2 separate regions of the Mus musculus genome follow, and region 1 is linked to region 2. Evidence: chromatin loops called from intact Hi-C (ENCODE). Cell type or tissue: gastrocnemius. All regions are shown on one strand.

The links. A loop is a pair of places that touch in the nucleus more often than their neighbours do. Peaks named below come from ENCODE experiments on the same cell type or tissue, not always from the same donor. Only the 100,000 strongest peaks of a DNase experiment are listed, where the experiment ranks them.
Region 1: it touches region 2 in a loop (2.4-fold over the local background); 20 of 42 quality-filtered maps call a loop at or near these places.

What each region holds. Positions count from the first base shown.
Region 1 is chr4:46,610,170-46,612,669 of GRCm38, forward strand. All of the region lies in intron 9 of Tbc1d2 (TBC1 domain family, member 2), which reads right to left. Among named protein-coding and RNA genes, the nearest start is that of Gm31850, 4.6 kb to the left of the region's middle. In gastrocnemius, no CTCF peak of the experiment used is centred here; a DNase peak (open chromatin) is centred at 1,240.
Region 2 is chr4:47,036,212-47,038,711 of GRCm38, forward strand. The region is part of intron 8 of Anks6 (ankyrin repeat and sterile alpha motif domain containing 6); the gene reads right to left. Among named protein-coding and RNA genes, the nearest start is that of Anks6, 20 kb to the right of the region's middle. In gastrocnemius, a CTCF peak has its summit at 1,305 (motif pointing left); DNase peaks (open chromatin) are centred at 457 and 1,293; H3K27ac peaks cover 316 bases.

The DNA of each region.
Region 1 (2,500 bases), 430 kb before region 2:
GCTGTCTTCAGACACACCAGAAGAGGGTGTCAGATCTCACTACAGATGGTTGTGAGCCACCATGTGGGTGCTGGGAATTGAACTCAGGACCGTTGGAAGAGCAGTCAGTGCTCTTAACCTCTGAGCCATCTCTCCAGCCCTGATTATTATTACTCTTATTAATTATTTTGAGACAGTCTGGCCTAGAACTTGCAATCCTCTGGCCGCAGTCTGCGGGTGTTGGCATTGCAGGCGTGCACCACCCCAGCCTGCACTGCAGAGCCTTGCAGAGCCTTGCAGAGCCAAGTGTTTGTTTATGTGTCTTGGGGTTCTTCATGGTTTGCGTTCATGGCCTCCATTTCCTTTTGAGGTTCATGGCTTAGAACAGGACTGTTTCCCCCCAAACAAGGAACGTGCGCCCTTCCTCCTCAGCCGATTGCTCGCATCGGGAACGACCCGCTCCTCGCCCTGTCTGGCTCTGCCTTCCATGGGTATTTACACAAACCCTCCTGACTCTGAGCTGAGTGCAAAAAGAGAAAAACAGCCACAGGTCTCCTGGGACATTGGAGGCTCTTGGAGCAGGGGGAGGGGACCCATAGAGGTCACCAGGTTCAAGAACAGAAAATGTCCTGTGTGACAACTACCACTCCGTCCGTGACCAGGGGAGACACATGTAATCAACCATGGAACTTTTGGCTGTTGAGCCTGAACACTACCCTAGACATTCCTTCAAACGGGTCTCTGGTAGGTTCTTCTTATGGGTTACCTCTGGTCCAGGCAAACATCTTACTGCACAGATGGGGAGAGCGGAACTCAGAAGGCAAAAGTGGCCATCACTTAAGATCATCTCGGCAGAGGGGACCAATCCCGGATGCCCAAGTCCAGCCTGCTGCTGTCTGTCCTAACCCACCCTTTTCCCACAAAGCTCAGGATGTCCTCAGATCAGGAACTCCAGGCTGTATTGTCTTAGACTTCTGCATACAGATGGCCAGTTATTGGAGGGTGGTTCCTGCCAGGACTCACCACTGCTGAGGGGGGGGGGGGGAGTACAATGGGACACCACCTGAACAGGCCTGCAAAGGCATGTGCAGAGGGCGGCAAGAATGACATTTAGTGCACTCACATTATTCTCATGGGGAAATGGACTTCAAATGCTTGCTCTGAGCTGGCAACACACATCTCTGCATTATCTGTAACCCTAGGAACAAGCTGCCTTAGGTGAACTGTTTATTCGGCCACAGTGCATGCAGTTCTAAGATTGACCACTAGATGGCGACACAGACAGCCATAAGGGACTTGAAGCTGCAAAAAACATTACCTCTCTTGAGATCAAGGCAGGCTCTAGTGTACATAGCTTTCTATTTAAAGCAATAACATAAATATTTGCGTGGATACCAATTATGTGTGCTTGCATATCAATTTAAGCAAAGGTTTCCTCAAGAGATACACTGAAAGGCACCTGCCCCCTTTTGCTTCAAGTGTCCTCCTGTGGCCACCTTCTTGTTGGTCTTACTTCCCTCTATACCAGGGCATTCTGTTCCTGAGGCTCCTACCATGACAGCTTTCCCTGTCCTTTAGCCATTAGCCAACCTCTGGAGTTCAGATCCCCTGTGTGGCTAAGGCCTCCGGCCTCTGTAAAGGACACTGGATTAGAAAAGCTTTGGGGGTAGCCCAGCTCCCACTTAGAGGGTGGGTTGTAGGAAGGACTGGGCATGGGCCAATCCAGGGCCAGAGGCTGCTGGGCTGCCACGCACAGTGAAATTCTGGACAGCTTCTATAAGCTCAGGTCTCAGCTGGAAGATGGGGCCCCCACCTCCACCTGCAGGGTCAGAGCTTAAAACTCACCACTCACCTAATCCCGGAGCTTCTGGTCCTCATAGCTTCTGTTTCCATTTTATTTTATTTTATTTTTGAAAGTTCTGGGGGTTAAACTCAGGGCCTTGCATCCTACCATTGAGTCACGGCCTTGGGTTCCTCTCCTTTCCTTTCCTTTCCTTTCCTTTCCTTTCCTTTCCTTTCCTTTCCTCTCCTCTCCTCTCCTCTCCCTCCCCTTTTCTTTTTCTTTTTTGAGACAAGGTAGTCCCTACATCATGCAAGCTGTCCTTGAACTCAACTCTAGTCCAGGCAGAAAGGCCGTGAACTTGTGATTCTCCTGCTCCGGCTTCTTGTGGTGCTAAGATTTTTGGTCTCTGTCACCAGCCTATCTTTACGCCACCTACTCCTGATTTTTGGTCAAGAACTCACTAGCACTCACTGCTTTATTTGCTCTCATGTGTATCTACGTGTTCTTACGTGGGGTTATGTGCACCACGTTTATATACGTGTCCATGAAGGCCAGAAGACCGCATCAGATCCCCTAGAGCTGGAGTTATGGGTGGTTTCAGGCCACCGTATGGCTGCTGGGAACCTGAGCCTTGTCCTCCGACATAGTTTAACTGCTGCCAGACTATGCTGGCTAGAGTTTTGTCAACTGGACATAGCTAGAGTCATTTGGGAAAAAGGAATTTCAAATGAGAAAACA
Region 2 (2,500 bases):
AGGGATACAGCAGGAGGTGCAGAGACACAAAGCCAGCATGTGCCATGCTGGGATAAGCATAAGGGGCAGAAGCTGGGGGCTGCAAGCCCAACCACACTCCCTTCACGCCCACCATGCCCTGGCCATGGCTCCACTGTGGACATTTCTTCAACTGTGACATAATTTTACTCTGTGAACCTACACTGGGGTCAGTATACAATCCACACCGCACTGACTGTTGGATGTCTGCAGCAGCATTCCAATGTCCACGTTTATTTTAATTAAGGGAAGGCTGAACATGGTGCCAGATGGTCCTCCACAGGGACAGACATCCCACGGTTAACCCTGCCCCGGGGGTGGGCAGGCGAGCAGGAGGGCAGCTTTGCACCAGTAGCTGCAAACATCCACCCTGGGGCCAACAGCACCATGGGCCCGCAGCTATCCATCCACCATGAGCCACCGAGTGAGCCCACTGGTGTCCTCTGCTGCACACAAGCAGTAGGACAGAAGAGTGCCAAGGCTGGCAGCAAGCCTCCCAGGCTTCTTTTCACAGGCTAAGCTGTTTCTCCGCCAGTCTGTAAATGGGCATCATCCTCTCTGGAATGGACAGGCTTCCCCTATCTGACAAAAGCTGGGCTAGATACTCAGGGCAGCCAGCCCACCACAGACGGGCACTTCTACGGCACTTCTGGAAGCAACGACTTTCACATTCTTTGCCTGAGGGGTGTCAGGAAGCCGAGGAGACTGCAGTATAAGGATGTTCACAGAGCTGTTAAAATTGCAAAGAGCTACAGAAGCCCCTCCCTAACTCCCAGGGGTCTGTCTTGGGTGAAGTCACTCTGATGGAATGTCCTGTCACACGGCTATTAAACATGATGTGGCTAAACAAGGTTTTAATGACATGGAAAAGATTATGGGAAATTGTTAATAAATCAGTTCCAAGACACTGAGGGGAAATGGTAATACCACTGGTCGTGCGCAGCTCTGGGGAGGTTGGGTGAGAATGTGCACAGAGCTGAACACTTAGGAAGTGCTGAGGTGTTTGCTGGTCTTAGTATAACCTGATTCCACAATCCTAGATACTAAAAATGCTTAGAAAAAAAACCACAAAGGATGAAAACTAAAAATGCCACCGTGACTCACTCTGGATGTGTGATCTTAATCATCTTGGGAGACCCTAACTACACCCAACGGACAGGCAAAGTGTGGACAAAGGCAGAGACCACTTGCTTGGCAGCTCGGTACCTAACTACCCTGCCTAGGCTTGGTAGGCAAGTTGCTCCGGCTTGCCTGTCCTTGACAATACTGCCCTCTGCTGGCCAGAATTAGCATCTCAGTGCCAAGGTGCTCTAACCAGGAGAGTCTTGGTACCAGAGAACATCAAGCCCAGAGAGGTGAGGTAACAGTCAAGATCAGACAGCACTAGGCTGAAGGCCTCCCGGGAGACAATCTCCTTTCAAAACTACCGCTGGGATGATAACCACCCCTTAGTTAGAGGCAGCTTTTCTACCAGGATCTACCTTCCACATCTCTTTAGCAATGACATTCCTGTTGTTTAATAGGAACCTGGTCACCTGGACAGATTTCAGGGGCCAGTCTGCACAGTGTGCTGTGGCCACGTGACTCGACTGGAAGCCTTCTGCCCTGAGCAGAAGTGACATGGGGATCCCCTCCCTCTTCCTCACTACACAAACTGAATGGTTTTCCTTCACGTGACATTCAGTGTCACCCCAGAGCCTCAGCCACAGAACCAAGAGATCATAGACGGGAACTTCTAGAACATATGCTAAAAACAACCAAAATGAAAAAAACACAAAAACCAAAATGAAAAAAAAAAACAAAAAACAAAAACCTTCCTTTTAAGTTTTACTCAAAATGCTCTGACTAAGCATTGGAAAGTCTAACACAGGACGTAACGGCCAGAGCTATGGAAGCCCTCTTGGACTATGAGGTAATCTTGATCAATAGAAACCTGAGAATAGACGAACTGAGGTCCCCAACGCTGTGGAGTAAGCTGCTGTCTCATTTGTGTCACTATGACCTCAGGGGCTTCTAATACTCTTAGCTTACCCTAATTCTAAGCTTACAGGTCAGGAAACTGAGGCCCTTCTAGACTAGAAACACCCCTTCCTCAGCTCCCCCACTTAACCAGAATGGTGAGTCTTCCTGCTAATGCTGGTTGCCTGTCAATTTCTCCCATCTGGTCCCTACCACATGGCCAGGACTTGGATGTAGCCGCTAAGGTCTGGGGACCTGGGAAACACTGGAATGGTGTTTCCCTAGCATGGTGCACACATGAGGCCCAGATACTGTATGACTTGGCATGATGGATCCCCTTCATCCCAGCACTTGGTTGACAGAAGCAGGAGGACTAGATGTTAAGTTACCCTTGGCTACACAGCAACTGTGGGGCCACCTTGGGTTGTGTGAGACCCCAAGTCTTCACAAGGCTTCATTCGCAGTTCAAGGCTGGCATCTGCTCTGATCCATGGAAGCCAGTGCTCCACTGGATGGTACCCAT